Regions from separate parts of the Homo sapiens genome. Here region 2 is linked to region 1. A link is an interaction called in ENCODE POLR2A ChIA-PET data of the cell type or tissue named here. Cell type or tissue: MCF 10A. All regions are shown on one strand.

Region 1 (8,000 bases):
AGAAGTGGTGGTAAGGGGCAGCCTAAGCTTCTGTGAAGTTTTTTCTGTTTGTTTGTTTAGTTGGTTGGTTGGTTTTTTGAGACGGGGTCTCACTGTGTCACCCAGGCTGGAGGGCAGTGGCATGATCTCAGCTCACTCGAACCTCCGCCTCCCAGGTTCAGGTGATTCTCCCCCCTCCAGCCTCCCTAGTAGCTAGGACTACAGGTGCGCGCCACCATGCCCAGCTGATTTTTCTATTTTTAGTAGAGACAGGGTTTCACCGTGTTGGCCAGGCTGGTGTCGAATTCCTGACCACAGGTGATCTGCCCACCTTGGCCTCCCAAAGTGCTGGGATTAGAGGTGTGAGCCACCATGCCTGGCCACTTCTGTGAAGTTTTATCTAGTGGATTCATGGTGTACACCTGCTAGCTCCCTTCACCAAAGGCCTCTTAGATATACTCCACATACTTTAAAAAAAACAGCAAGGGCCTAGCCACTAGAAGCCATCCAAAGCCCTCTGCATGTCATCCAATACCTCATTTTTAGTAGTATCTGGGGCCTCCACAGCACCCCTAGATCAAAACAGCAACCAGATTCGGCAGGGAGCCAGCAGGTCTTTCTCGCCCTTCCTCCAATCCTTTAAATGGAGGTTTAGCCAGTGGGAAAAGCAGGAAAAGGATCCTTCTGCAAACCCTCCTTGTGTATATGCTATGATATTCAAAAGATCCAGTTGAGAAGACAAACTAGGTGACACTATGTGCAAATGGACCCACACTCAAGGGCTTTCCTTGACTGAAGGCAGTCGGACGGGAGTGGCAAGCTGGGGCTGAAGGAGTTCTACATTCTCTGGACGAAGATTCAAAAATACCAAGTAAGATCCCAGAGATGCGGGTGGATCTGTGTTGGGAAACATTCTGTTCATATGCTTTAAGATGCAGCAACTCCTGCACAGAGTGGAGAAACATTTCCAAGGGGATTGGGATTTTACCCATAATGAAGCTCAGAGTGAGTAAAGATGGGGCTGAGGAAATGCAAACAAAAAACCAACCAGGACTTCGCAGGTGAAATGGCCTATTCCCTTCCTCCTGATTATTGGGATCATCTAAAGGCCACCATCAAGGGTTTCCTGAAAAGGGTTTTTGACAGCTAAAGTACAAAAATTATATAAGACAAGAACATGGACCTATGGGCGTTGGCTGGCTGATTTGATGGGCATATTTACAAACCAGCTCACAGACAGAAGCAAAATACTATTAGTTATTTAAGGCAGAAACATAAGTGATTCTTCCACGGCCAAACTAGAGGCACAGAGCTGGAAAAACTTCATCCCCACTCAGCACATACTAGGGAGGTAACTTGCCAGCTTTGCTTTGGGTCATAGTTCTTACAGCTAACTTATGTGTTCCAGAAAATTTACCGAGAAATCGACGTTGACAGGTCTGGTACCATGAATTCCTATGAAATGCGGAAGGCATTAGAAGAAGCAGGTAACCCTTTATAACTGCATTTTCGTTCCTAGTTTAATCTGTCTGTAGAATATGTGAACACTCATCTTATACCATATAACACAAGATTTGGTAAAGCTATAAAATAAAGTAGGTGCTGGTTTAATACAGACACCTCCTTTTCATTCCCCTTTCAAAGACTAATTGGTAAAATTAAATGCAGTAGGATGCTCTGCCCTCTGTGCCTTCTTGAATCCAAGTTTCCTTTGGAGCCGCCTGGCACAGTAAGCAGGCAAAGCCAGGTCTCAACAGCCTCCTCCAGGTGCTTCCTTTCTGGTGCAGGGTTGGTTAGGCAGAAATCAAATGTCTCAGCTCAGCCCTTAGGGTAAGACCCTAGCAGAATTGGATATCAATAAAAGGACACAAGCGAGTGGTAGACCAGCAAAGCAGGAGACTGCTGGGCTTTGGGAACAAATGTGTCAGCATGAGGCTGTTCATTCTATTTGCTGGAATATAATGCTGCTGCAGAGACCCCACACAACATTGGTTTATACGAGGTATGTCTTTCTGTCGTATAGCAATCCCAGCTCCAGCAGTCCACGGCTAGGACGGTGCCTCCTACTATCCTACCATGTCACTATCTGATCACGCTTCCCCCAGCCTCCCCCCATCCATGATGCCCACCGGACCTTCAAGGGTCACCCTCATCCAAGGGACCTGGGACAGCCTGCCACCACAAACACATGCCACCAACAGGTTGACAGAAGAAGGGCCCCTTGCCTTTAAGGGCACACAGGCCATTTCCGGTCACACATCCCACCAGCCAGACTCTGATCACAAGGCCTCTGTTGACTGCAAGGAAGCTGGGACATGCAGTCTTGATGCTAGGTGGCCATAGGCTCAATAAAAATTATTTTACTCTGGAAGGAGAGAGAACTACTATGAGTTTACCAGGAAAGCTTCTGCTCACATATATCCAGGAAGAATCTGATCTTCAAGACGATTGAGAGCTAAACAAAAAATCAAACAGCAGCAGCATGGTTAACAACATGAAGCAACTGTGACCATGAGAACAGAAACAGGCAAGAAAACACTTATGTGTCAGCAAAGGACACAGGCAGGGTGAAGGTGGACAGTTCAAAAACAAAAGAAACAGCAGAAGGTACTGGCTTTGCAAAATCAAACCAGTCTCACAGAAGAGCAGCCAAGGGACAAAAGCAATTATACCTCATTTAAATCACCACATTAGTTTCATAGCCTGTGAGCGCAGCTAAATGGAACAATCTAATGCTTAGCAATGAGTTTGTTTGTTCATGTAACTTCAGGTTTCAAGATGCCCTGTCAACTCCACCAAGTCATCGTTGCTCGGTTTGCAGATGACCAGCTCATCATCGATTTTGATAATTTTGTTCGGTGTTTGGTTCGGCTGGAAACGCTATTCAGTAAGTGGATATTTGGGGAATGACTCATTTCAGTTCTCTTGGTATTAAAGTGGCCTGCCTTTCACCTCGGTGAAATCATCTAAACTAGAGACATGTCTTCCAGGAGTTGAGAATGAAATTCCCTCTTTACTAATTTGAGGGTGAGGAAGAAAGCATGTATGGTGGTCAGTGAAGTCAGTTGCTGAACTGAAAAGAGGATAATGTGATCTGTTTCAGCTCACTCACTTGTGACACCCTCTTTTTCTCCCTCCACAGAGATATTTAAGCAGCTGGATCCCGAGAATACTGGAACAATAGAGCTCGACCTTATCTCTGTGAGTCAGCAGGCCCCGCCTTGCTTCTAAGGGGATGGGGGAGGCATGGGGCGGAAAGGGCTGTTACTTGAGTGATCTGCTTTTTCAAGTTTTGCTTTAAAGAGCTCTTGGTCTGTCGGGGCCAGGCCTGTAACCGGTTGTAAGATCCCACAATGCACTTTTACTTGCAGTTGTTTTCCAACCACCTATTCTCAAGTCCAAAATGCACGCCTGGCTCCCTCTTCTCATGAGCTTTGACTTGAGTGTAGCTCAAGGTTAAACTAAGGAGTGGCTGCAGGATCATGCTTAGAAAAATGAACTCCTGATTAGCATGCAAGGGAGAACATGTTTATATAAAGAAATCCTTCAGCTGAAATTCAAGTTGGGTTTTGGGAAGATCCATCATTCTTAGAGTGGATCTACTTAAAATACTTTAAGCAAATTAGTTTTCTCTACTCCCTCCCCGTTTAAGATAAAACCAATACTAGTAAATACGTTTGCCATTTATTATTGTTATTGCACTCATGTGTCTGGAACCCTAGCAATACACATCTCTGAAATGATCATCAATCTGAATTAAGTGGGTATGCTAATTTCACAAAAAGCAAAGCGTAAAATGTTCTCGTGTCATCCCAATGACAGGAAGTTCTCTCACTGAAAGAAAGAAGCCAGGTGGGGTATACTTCCATTATCACCTGGCTCCAGTCAGCATTTCCTCTATACTCAGGGAAGGCCACAGAGGGCCGGGCGAAGTGGCTGACACTGGGTGAGAATGGCAGTTGTCAGTCCTGTCCGTGTAACAGAGGAGTGAAGTGGTGAGGAGGGCAGGTCTAAGGCACTGGCAGCTCTTTTCCATGGATTTTGAACTCTGGAGGAAGGCAGCAACTAAATAACTGTCTCATTCTGCTATTATGCATTGTATTAGCAAAGTGAAAATATAGTCTATCTGGTTACAAATAACACTAACTTGCTTAAAACTTTACATATCCTAGGAAATATCTCTACCCCTAGATTGCAATGTAGAGTCAACCCCATCTCTAAAAAAATAAAAAATTAGGCTGGCCGCAGTGGTTCATGCCTGTAATCCCATCACTTTGGGAGGCCAAGGCAGGTGGATCACCTGAGGTCAGGAGCTCAAGACCAGCCTGGCCAACATGGTGAAACCGCGTCTCTACTGAAAATACAAAAATTAGGGCTGGGCGCGGTGGCTCACATCTATAATCCTAGCACTTTGGGAGGCCAAGGCGGGCGAATCACCTGAGGTTGGGAGTTCGAGACCAGCCTGAGTAACATGGAGAAACCCCATCTCTACTAAAAATACAAAATTAGCCAGGCGTGGTGACACATGCCTGTTAATCCCAGCTACTCGGGAGGCTGAAGCGAAAGGATTGCTTGAACCCGGGAGGCGGAGGTTGCGGCGAGCTGAGATTGCACCATTGTACTCCATCCAGCCTGGGCAACAAGAGCAAAACTGCATCTAAAAAAAAAATTAGCTGGGCGTGGTGGCAGGTGCCTGTAAATACGTTACTCTGGAGGCTGAGGCAGGAGAATCACATGAACCTAGGAGGTAGAGGTTGCAGTGAACTGAGATGGTGCCACTGCACTCCAGCCTAGGCAACAAGAGCAAAACCCTGTCTCAGAAAAAAATAAATAAAAAATAAAAAAATGAGCCAGGCATGGTGGTGCGTGCCTGTAGACCCAGCTACCCAGGAGGCTAAGGTGGGAGGAACACCTGAGCCCAGAAGTCAAGGCCGCAGTGAGCCATGATCTCCCCACTACATTCCATCTTGGGTGACAGAGCAAGGCCCTGTCTCAAAAAATTTAAAATGAAATAAATAGTAGAGTCAACACAACTGTGACACGAAACATGCCACATGTTAAGTTCTGGAAATCCTAGCCTGTCATTCTTGCTGGATATCCTATTCTACCCCAGCCACCCACCCCCACTCCAGGGTCCACCTGGCCTGCCTGCTCAGTCCACTCCCTCCGCATCTCCTCCGAGAAGCATCTTCTTACCCACTGGCTTTTCCTGCCACTCCTAAGCCTTACCTTTTGCAGGTTCCTGGAGATCCTCGCTTCTCGTAGTCTTTGCAAGGATGAGCCATGTTCAGAAGCTCTCCGTTCAGTCTGCAGGGATTTCAACCTTGGCTGCAGATTCCATCACATGGGGAGCTTTGCCAAAGTGCTGGTGTCCTGTCTGTATCCCAGACCAGTTGAATCAATCTGATTTAAAGTTTCCGTATCACTACAACTTAGAACCAATGCTGAACACCATTGGTTGCAGGGATATCCACATCCCAAACTAACTTCTGATGTGATACTCTGAGGCAGAGATGTGAAAATGCTAATTTCTGTTGTGTGAATTTCACTTTTCATGTGTGCAATCAACCCTGTAATATGATTCATGGCCACTTAATGCAAATCACACAGACTACTGACCTGTTAAAAGCTAGACTCTAGAAATCAGGTAAGAAAAATATGAGTTAGTGCACTGATATTGTAGCCCTCAATCAGCTTTTCCAGTACAAGTTTTTTGGAACAATCTACAGGTACTTAAATAGCCTTTAATTTTAAAAGTGGTCACTGAGCTGACTTTTTTTTTTCCTTCCTCACAGTGGCTCTGTTTCTCAGTACTTTGAAGTTATAACTAATCTGCCTGAAGACTTCTCATGATGGAAAATCAGCCAAGGACTAAGCTTCCATAGAAATACACTTTGTATCTGGACCTCAAAATTATGGGAACATTTACTTAAACGGATGATCATAGCTGAAAATAATGATACTGTCAATTTGAGATAGCAGAAGTTTCACACATCAAAGTAAAAGATTTGCATATCATTATACTAAATGCAAATGAGTCGCTTAACCCTTGACAAGGTCAAAGAAAGCTTTAAATCTGTAAATAGTATACACTTTTTACTTTTACACACTTTCCTGTTCATAGCAATATTAAATCAGGAAAAAAAAATGCAGGGAGGTATTTAACAGCTGAGCAAAAACATTGAGTCGCTCTCAAAGGACACGAGGCCCTTGGCAGGGAATATTTAAAGCAACTTCAAGTTTAAAATGCAGCTGTTGATTCTACCAAACAACAGTCCAAGATTACCATTTCCCATGAGCCAACTGGGAAACATGGTATATCATGAAGTAATCTTGTCAAGGCATCTGGAGAGTCCAGGAGAGAAGACTCACCTCTGTCGCTTGGGTTAAACAAGAGACAGGTTTTGTAGAATATTGATTGGTAATAGTAAATCGTTCTCCTTACAATCAAGTTCTTGACCCTATTCGGCCTTATACATCTGGTCTTACAAAGACCAAAGGGATCCTGCGCTTGATCAACTGAACCAGTATGCCAAAACCAGGCATCCAATTTGTAAACCAATTATGATAAAGGACAAAATAAGCTGTTTGCCACCTCAAAACTTTATGAACTTCACCACCACTAGTGTCTGTCCATGGAGTTAGAGGGGACATCACTTAGAAGTTCTTATAGAAAGGACACAAGTTTGTTTCCTGGCTTTACCTTGGGAAAATGCTAGCAACATTATAGAAATTTTGCCTTGTTGCCTTATCTTCTTCCAAATGTACTGTTAAATAAAAATAAAGGGTTACCCCATGCAATCACACCATGCCATGTTTTCCTTCCTGGAGGGCAGCCCCACAGGACGGTTTATGAGCACACAATTATAGCTTGTTTCTACTTTAACAAGGTATGCTGCCTCTGTAAATTCATGTATTCAAAGGAAAAGACACCTTGCCTATAATTAAAATGTGGAACTATAAAATTTTTTAAAATCCAATTCAGAAACTTTGATAATCTGACCATAACATAAGGGAAGCTCTAATTTCTACTGCTTGCTGATCTGCTGTTAGGCAGCACAGAGACGTATGTGCCTCTCAGGAAGTTCCCTGCTCGACCTTGGCCAGCTCCTCCTGGGGTAGGTACAAGCAAGGGAGCTGAGAAAACATGCAGATGAAGTCACTGGTCTGGTGCTTGTGGTTCTTGATGAATCATTTCCTCAAGATGACTTGAGATGATAGGCAAATGCCATCCTAATATTTCCTGAACAAGGTGAGACAATGGATTTCCCAAACTCGGCTCAAATGAGTTGAAGTTCTCTTGCTTGCTGAGTGGATTTTGAGGGCAAAGGGGAGGCTGGTGGCCATGAGAGTGCAGGAGTCCCAACCTCCTCGCATCGGTGATTTCTCTGTCCAGCTGCACAGGTGGCAGGAAAGATGTGGGAGATGTTTGGACTGACTCAAGATTGGAGGTGGGCAAGGGAAGGGTAGCTGAAGGATCAGGGGACAAGGGAATGGACAGTGGGGACTGAAGTGGTTGCAACACAGGACCCCAGGGTCCAGGCTGGGAGGGGGTGGGAGTGAAAGGCAGGAGGGATCAGCTTTCGATTCTGAGGAAGAGAGTGGTCTCCAGAGACGAGGTACACAGTGGAGCAGGAAGGAGGCCCCTCCCATCCGCAGAGGCCATTCCAAACCTGGACTACTGTGCTGACGGCCCTGCATCTCCTGGTGCACTTTCATCTGTGGGACTGACCTAGTCTCTGAGATAACATTAAATAAATAAGGTATATGCTTATCAGAGCAAATTTAGAAAAGACTGAACAAGAAAAGGGAATAGAGATTACCAAGCATCCTGAGTTTTCCCATCTAGTGTAACGTTTGCTAATGCCTGTTTTACAGCGGGCAAAAATAGATAGATACGCAAATAGATGATAAGCAAAGTAAAGCTCAACTTTCTGAGCCTGTACGAACTCACCACCCCCCGCCCCCCCGCCGCCACCAACCCTCACTACTTCTTCCCTCCTGGGTCTCTGCTCTGAATT
Region 2 (8,000 bases), 75 kb before region 1:
ATAATGACTAAAGGCATTTCATGATCCTGTATTGGATCATTTACCTGAGAAAAAAATTATGAAGGTTATAAAAGATATTATTGGGACAATTGATGATATTTGAATATCAATTAGATTAAATAATAGCAATATGCCAGTGTTAAATATTCTGACTTTCATACACCCTGAAGTACTTAGGAGTAAATGGGCACAATGTCTGCAACTGATTCTCAAGTGGTTCAGAAAAAATATACACACACAGGCACACAGCACATATATGCATATGTAATGGGGATATAATGCTATGTATATGCATATAATGGTGTGTATGTAGATGGATGGATGGATGGATGGTAGAATAATAAAGCAAAAATGAAGCAAAAGGTAAATAATTGGTGAATCTGGGTAAAAAATATGCAGGAGGGGTTTGGACTAGTCTTGCAATTTTTCCATAATTTTTGATAAAGCTGAAGTTTATTTTTTTAAAAATCCTCCAAAAGACCCCCCAAAAGATTGGTGTCAACCTCCATCATATCAGTTCAGGGTGTGTAGTCTTAGGCAGACTGGTTTGGCCACACTTCCCGATCAACTAACAGGGAACAAGTGAGATGAGGCTAACGAGGCACCATCCTCCCCTTTGGATCATAGGCAGAAAGGACCAGAGTGGCAGGCGGCCCTCCAGCACATGAGGCTCATTTCTCAGTGGAATGGCCAGGGACAGCCCCAAGCCACAACAGACTCACCCCCACATACACACTAATACCTGTGGAGGGGAAGCCTGGTCTCCTCTGGCCCCTGGCACTCTCTATCCGGAGGCCCTGCTATCTAAGATGTGTTCTTAGTCACAGTGCTATGAACCTCGGACTTCTTGCAGGAGAACAGGGAGAAGAGGCCTCAGAACATTAGTTTGCAGCTGCAGCTCCCTCTCCTGCATGTTTTCATGAAGGAAAATACCGTTAGACATTAAACACCCAACGTTCAAAATCTTAGACACGAAGTTGGGAGAAAAGGGAATTAGTACTCATCAGATTTTTTGCTGAAAAATGAGAGATAGTTTTAGGGGGCGGGCCCAGTGGCTCACACATGTAATTCCAGCACTTTGGGAAGCCAAGGCAGGTGGATTGCTTGAGCTCAGGGGTTCAGCATCAGTCTGGGCAACATAGCAAAACCTGGCCTCTACAAAAAATTACAAAAAAAAATTAGCTGGACATGGTGGTGTGTGCTTGTAGTCCCAGCTCCTCAGGAGTCTGAGGTGGAAGGATCATTGAGCCTAGGAGGTCAAGGCTGCAGTGAGATATAATCAAGCTATGATCGTGCCACTGCACTCCAGCCTGGGTAACAGAGTGAGACCGTGTCTCAAAAAGAGAAAGAGAGAGAAAGGGAGAGTTTTAGGCTAATTTAAACAGAAAACATTTTTGAAAGATTATTTTATTGTTACAAGATGGACTGTGATTGATGTAAAAATACCAACAGACACAGTAAAAAGATATAATTCCTCTAAATATAACTAGAAGACACAAGAATTTCACAGCATGACCACAGCTGTACAATACAGGACGTTAGCCGTGTTCAGAGTCAAGTTCCTCCTGCCTTCGAGTGCCCAGGAAGCTGCCCTCCTGTCAACAGTACCCAGCCACAGGAATGAGAATCCTACTAGGTCCTCTGATAAGCTCATTTTGTCATTATTGCCTTTAATTCCCCAAGTGGCAATCCCCATCCTAAATGCTCTAGAAGGCTCGTTTCCATCCTGGCTAAAATATCCTGATGGGCTGACATGATCCAACCAACTGCAAACTGAGAAATAACGTCTCCAACTTGCCCTGCGCACATTTTCTCCCTCCTCTCAGGAGCCAATGTGAGCCAGTCCCGCACATTCCAGAGCAAATAGTGTCTGGACTGAATCGATGGCTACTTGTAGGCCTCTCCAGGATCCAACCATCCCACGTAGGTCTTCTCGAAGTGCTGTCCACTCAGAGAAGATCTGGCTGAGGAAACAGACACACAGAGGCCACGCAGCCAGAACCACAGCCCAAATCAGCCCATAGGAACAAGGTGGGGAGACCACCACTACTGCCCCCTGCTGGACACTGGGCAAACTCCTTCGCGGAACTCACAAGCCCTGTGTGTCCCGGCACCTGCTCTCTTCTCTGGCCCCATCTCCCATCACCATCCTCATCTGACAGTCCACACTACAGCCACCGAAACTTCTCTCAGTTCCCAGCCAATTACTCAGTCATTTTGGAGCCCTCTCCCCTTCCTATCCTCTCTCCGTCTATCCATCCACCCTTACACTAATTGAACTCAGCTCTCAGGCCCCAGTTGATGACTTCCTCCCTTAGGGCCAGGCACGGTGGCTTACACCTGTAATCCCAGCACTTTGGGAGGCCAAGGCAGGTGGATCACTTAAGCTCAAGAGTTCAAGACCAGCCTGGGCAACATGGTGAAACCCCGTTTCTATGAAAAATACACAAAGTAGCCAGATGTGGTGGTGCACACCTGTAGTCCCAGCTACTCAGGAGGCTGAGGTGGGAGGATCACTTGAGCCCAGGAGGTCAAGGCCACAGTAAGCCATGATCACACCACTGCACTCCAGCTTGGGTAACAGAGAGTGACCCTGTCTCAAAAAAAAGACTTCCTGGCCATGCGTGGTGGCTTGTGCCTGTAATCCCAACACTTTGGGAGGCCGAGGCAGGTGGATCACTTGAGGTCAGGAGTTTGAGACCACCCTGGCCAACATGGTGAAACCCCATCTCGACTAAAAATACAAAAAAAAAAAAAAGAAGAGTCGTCCGTGTTTGCACGCACCTGTAATCCCAGCTACGCAGGAGGCTGAGGCAGGAGAATCACTTGAACCTAAGAAGCAGAGGTTGCAGTGAGCCAAGATTGCGCCACTGCACTCCAGCCTGAGTGACAGAGTGAGACTCCATCTCAAAAATAAAAAAAAAAAATTAAATGTAAAAAGACTTTCTCAGTGTATGTGGTATATCCAAGACAATAGAATATCATTCCACCTTAAAAAGAAGGAAATCAGTTGGGCACAGTGCCTCACACCTGTAATCCCAGCACCTTGGGAGGCCGAGGCACGTGGATCACGTGAGGTTGGGAGTTCAAGGCCAGCCTGACCAACATGGAGAAACCCCATCTCTACTAAACATACAAAATTAGCCAGGCGTGGTGGTGCATGCCTGTAATCCCAACTACTCAGGAGGCTGAGGCAGGAGAATTGCTTGAAACCAGGAGGCGGAGGTGGCGGTGAGCCCAGATTGCACCTTTGCACTCCAGCCTGGGCAACAAGAGCAAAACTCCATCTCAAAAAAAAAAAAAAAAGGAAGGAAGGAAGAAAGGAAATCCTGTCACGTGCCACAACATGGATGAAACTTGAGGATATTATGAGGATATTATGCTAAGTGAAATAACCCAAGACTCCCCAAATCTGGGTGAGGATCCTCAGTAATTTGTCTCCATAGCGCTTACCACAGTGAATTGCAATGGCCTGTTGCCCATTGTCTATGTCCTCTGTAAGGACAGTACAGTATCCTGTTCACGGTTGAAGCCTCAGTACCCAGCATTATGCCTGGCACGTTATGTGTGGTCACAAATAATGATAGATAGACAGATAGATACATAAATAGATGGGTCAGTTCATGAGGAACTCAGTATCAGACTCCAGAGGGCTTTGGGATCTGGAGTCATGACTGCCTGAGATCCAAAACAAGACATTTTGCCAGTTTTACTTGTTTATGCTGAAAAGCATCAAAGGCCTTTTGAAATAGAGGTTTCCTTTTCCATGGCTAAATTAGGGGTTTTCTTGCTTTGAAATAACAATACTGCTTTTTGCCACGTGGTGGAGCCAATACAACATCAAACGGGCCCCAGGAGGCGCCATTTTACCGTCATCACCTGCCTGGGCAGGACCACCCGCTATAGCTCACAGTGAAGAGCATGATTGTGGTGTAATAACTTTATTACTACAGGCTTATTTTTGTTGTTCAGGAAATCTTGGTGACCTTTAAAACTTCCCAAGACACACAAATCATTCCAGTTGCACAAAAGGATGGAGCGGGTTATTTTCTCTCCAATGAGAGCCTGTCAACCTGTTGGTGCAGAAATACATGTGCAGGCTGTGTTTAATTGTGAGTGGGGGTTGGGCGCGGTGGCTAACGCCTGTAATCCCAGCACTTTGGGAAGCCAAGGCGGGTGGATCACCTAAGGTCAAGAGTTCGAGACCAGCATCGCCATTATGGTGAAACCCCGTCTCTACTAAAAATACAAAATTAGCCGGGCGTGATGGCAGGCATCTGTAGTCCCAACTACTCGGGAGGCTGAGACAGGAGAATTGCTTGAATCCAGGAGGCAGAGGTTGCAGTGAGCTGAGATCATGCCACTGCACTCCAGCCTGGGTGACAGAGCGAGACTCCTTCTCAAAAAACATAAAAAGTGAAAATAAAAATAAAAATCGTGAGTGGGAATAGACTAGGAGAAGCCCCCAAATTATTGTATCTTCATAAAGCCAAGCTCACACTTGGGAGGCTGAGGCAGGATAATTATGGAGGCCAGGAGTTCCAGACTAGCCTGGGCAATATAGCGAGACCCCATCTCTACACACACACACACATATACACACACAAATTAGCTTGGCATGGTGGTAAATGCCTGTAGTCCTAACTACTGAGGAGGCTGAGGTGGGAGGATCACTTGAGCCCAGGAAACGGAGGCTGCAGTGAGCTATGATCATGCCACTGTACTCTAGCCTGGGTGACAGAGCAAGGTCTTGTCTCTTAAAAATAAAAAATAAAAAGCCAAGTTCTTCTCCATCAGGGCCTGCTTCTGAAGAGTGGGCAAGCAGGACCATGGGCCTACAGTCCTGCTATCAGAAGAAGTTCTCATGGACCCTGGAACACCTGTGATGGGGCTCAGGAGCCTCTCCACCAGAGCTGCCTAGAGCCCTACTCCTTCCCCACCAGCCTGACCACCACACTCACCTCTTTCACCCTTCACTTCCAACCCCTCCAATTGCCCTTACAAGGTCCTATAGCAGCTAGTCCCTCCCCACCTCTCGGCCTCACCTCTGGCCTCTTCTGGCCCTTGACAAAGATTCTTTGCTTGACCAAACTTTAGTGAGCCTCCTGATCCTTTCCTAGGCCCATCTGTGCACTTCCTTGAAAAATTCAGTTTTAACGAGGACCCTGCTAAGTCAGTTTAGCTAGAACCCCTCAACACCTTGCTATCTGATCATCCCCAATATCTAACTGTGCTCCTCATCCTCCACCATCTAGGTGATGTCCAATGACCCTGTCCTGTCTTCAGCAAGACTCGGTTAGGGGGTTTAGCCAGAATCCCCCTTATTCTTTACGTTTACTCTTAGTAATTATCTGTCACTGACCCCCACTCTGCTTCTTGGCTATGCATTCCCACCTGGCCGTGCCATATTCCGAGTTGAGCCCAATCTCTATCCACCCCGCAAAACCCCATTGCAGTGGCCCCTATGCCTATTGCAACAGTCCTGAATAAAGCCTTCCTAATCATACCTCAACAAGTGCCACCGAATAATTTTTTCTTTTCTTTGACACCAATCTCACATTACTACCACCACCCTCCCCCAGGACCCTACTCCCAGAACACACTCAACCACCCCCATCCCTACATAGAATGCTCAGGGCGCCAAGGGGGCGTCCAGGGACTTCATGGTTTCTAGCACTTTGTAGTCCACCGAAATGCCCCCAGGAGTGGCAATCAAGTGGAGAGGCTGGGCTGTGTGTTGATGGCCAGTCTGGTCCCAAGTAGACCCCATAGAGATGTCCTGGGCCCTTCATCCCCCCTCCACACCAGCACCAGCACCCACAACTTAGGGACAGACCAGTCAGCCCCAGAGAGAGAGAGAAAGAGAGAGAGGGAGGAGGGAGCAACAAGAAATGCTTGCACAGCTCTGTTCTGCAACATTCTTATCTTTCTCCTAGAGGAATTCAAGCATTAAACCCTGGGGGAGGAATCTTCTGGTTCTCTTGTAAAGGAGGGTACACTCCACCCCACCCTAAACTCAGACATTTGAAGCAATCCTAGTGGATAGTAAATCTGGGCTCCTCAAAGTTCTCAATTCAGGGACTCCTTTAGCATGACACAGGGCCCAGGGAGCATTTCCCTCACCCTAAATCAATGATTCTGACATCAAAGATGCCAACAAGTTTTCCCTGGGAACGCTTTGTGCCTATGACCCTTCGTTCAACAAACCTTTACCAAGCACCCACCAGGTGCCAGGCACTATGCCAGGATCACAAAGGTGAACAAGAAAGACATGGTGTCTCATTCAGAAATGGATGGGCTAGCGGGGAAATGGACACTAAATATTTGTATCACCAGGTGATACGCGCTCTCACAGAAGTTACATAAAACGTGCCAAGATGACAGCTCTAATTATTCACTATTGTGCTTTTCAGTTTATATTCAAGTCCACATTGCAGAATACATGTTAGAGAGCACTTATGTCTTGACATGACTTGCACTTTTGATCAGTCCATAGACTGCTTGAGTGGAAAGAAATTCCTCTAAGACACTCCCTTCTGAGTATGAGTCAGAAAGCTGAGGTCTCCCCAGCATAGCCGGGTCAGGGGCAGGGTGACAGGGCCTCCCGACACACGCAGCATCCAAGCAGACTGAGCAGAGCCTGCAGAGCGGGCAGCAGGATGGGACCTCTCCCGAGAGTCTGGAAGCCCCAGCTGGCTCCGGCCCTCTCTAGGGCTGCGGGACCCTCCCTTCTCTGGCCTCAGCTTCTTAGCTGCCTTGGTTAGACTGGACAGGAGGAGACAGCTCTGCCCTCCTTTCCACCTCTGAGCTTATGCTCTTGTGAGTCTCATTCTTGCCATGAAGAATTGAAGAATCTTTGTGCTCTGAGTCAGAAGCTATGTGGCCGCTTTGCTAAAATGTGACTCAAACACAGCCTCAGCCCTGAGGCCCCTTTCATTATATTCCCTTATTTGGTCCCAGGCAGCATTTCCATATTCTCTCTGGGGAGCTGGTGGGCAGAGCCTTTCTGTGGGCCAAGGAGGAGCTCAGGTGCCAGACACTCAGACTCTGATGGCTCTGTAGCTAACTGGCCCATCCTCAGAGACTAACGCAAAGGAACGAATTTCCAGGATGTTCGACTATGTGGAGAAAACAAAAAAAAAGCAAAGAAAAAAATATTTTTAAAGAAAGAAAGAAGGCCAGGTGCAGTGGTTCACGCCTGTAATCCCAACACTTTGGGAGGCCGAGGCAGACAGATCACCTGAGGTCAGGAGTTCAAGACCAGCCTGGCCAACATGGTGAGTCAATACTAAAAATACAAAAATTAGCCAGGTGTGGTGGTGCACACCTGTAATCCCAGCTACTCAGGAGGTAGAGACAGGAGAATCACTTGAACCCAGGAGGTGGAGGTTGCAGTGAGCTGAGATCGTGTCACTGCACTCCATTCTGGGCAACAGACTCCGTCTCAAAAAAAAAAAAAAAAAAAGAGAGGGAAGGAAGGGAGGGAGGGAGGGAAGAAGGAAGGAAGGAAGGGAGGGAGGGAGGGAGGGAGGGAGGGAGGAAAGAAGGAAAGAAGGAAGGAAGGAAGGAAGGAAGGAAGGAAAGAAGGAGGCTGGGCGCCGTGGCTCACGCCTGTAATCCCAGCACTTTGGGAGGCCGAGGTGGGTGGATGATTTGAGGTCAGGAGTTCAAGACCAGCCTGGCTAACATGGTAAAACCCTGTCTCTACTAAAAATACAAAAATTAGCTGGGCCGTAATGGTGCACACCTGTAATCCCAGCTACTAGGGAGGCTAAGGCAGGAGAATTGCTTGAGCCTGGAAGGTAGAGGTTGCGGTAAGCTGAGATCGCACCACTGCACTCCAGCCTGGTTGACAGAGTGAGACCCTGTCTAAAAAAACAAAAAAAAAGAAAAGGAAAGGAAAAGAAAGAAAAAGATGGGAAGAAACAAAGGAAGGAAAATAAACTACATTATATGGAGAATTATTTGGACACCATCAAACTTCCACTAGCTGTCCCTGA

The links. ChIA-PET counts read pairs that join two places held together with the same protein. Peaks named below come from ENCODE experiments on the same cell type or tissue, not always from the same donor. Only the 100,000 strongest peaks of a DNase experiment are listed, where the experiment ranks them.
Region 2: POLR2A ChIA-PET joins it to region 1 with 15 read pairs; 14 of 35 experiments call an interaction of 5 or more read pairs at or near these places.

What each region holds. Positions count from the first base shown.
Region 1 is chr1:223,769,060-223,777,059 of GRCh38, forward strand. CAPN2 (calpain 2) reads left to right here. Exons shown (of 21, transcript NM_001748.5): 17 at 782-850; 18 at 1,388-1,466; 19 at 2,750-2,866; 20 at 3,122-3,180; 21 at 5,775-6,959. The coding sequence ends at 5,798. LOC105373041 (a long non-coding RNA gene) reads right to left here and starts at 5,775. Exons shown (of 2, transcript XR_949167.3): 1 at 5,209-5,775; 2 at 3,652-4,027. RefSeq lists an enhancer at 3,186-3,841. In MCF 10A, no CTCF peak of the experiment used is centred here; DNase peaks (open chromatin) are centred at 2,902, 3,192 and 7,142.
Region 2 is chr1:223,694,555-223,702,554 of GRCh38, forward strand. All of the region lies in intron 1 of LOC105373281 (a long non-coding RNA gene), which reads right to left. It also overlaps a transcript of CAPN2 not described here. Among named protein-coding and RNA genes, the nearest start is that of CAPN2, 14 kb to the right of the region's middle. RefSeq lists an enhancer at 6,532-7,378. In MCF 10A, CTCF peaks have their summits at 2,044 (motif pointing left) and 3,833 (motif pointing right); DNase peaks (open chromatin) are centred at 3,847, 6,237, 6,557 and 6,897.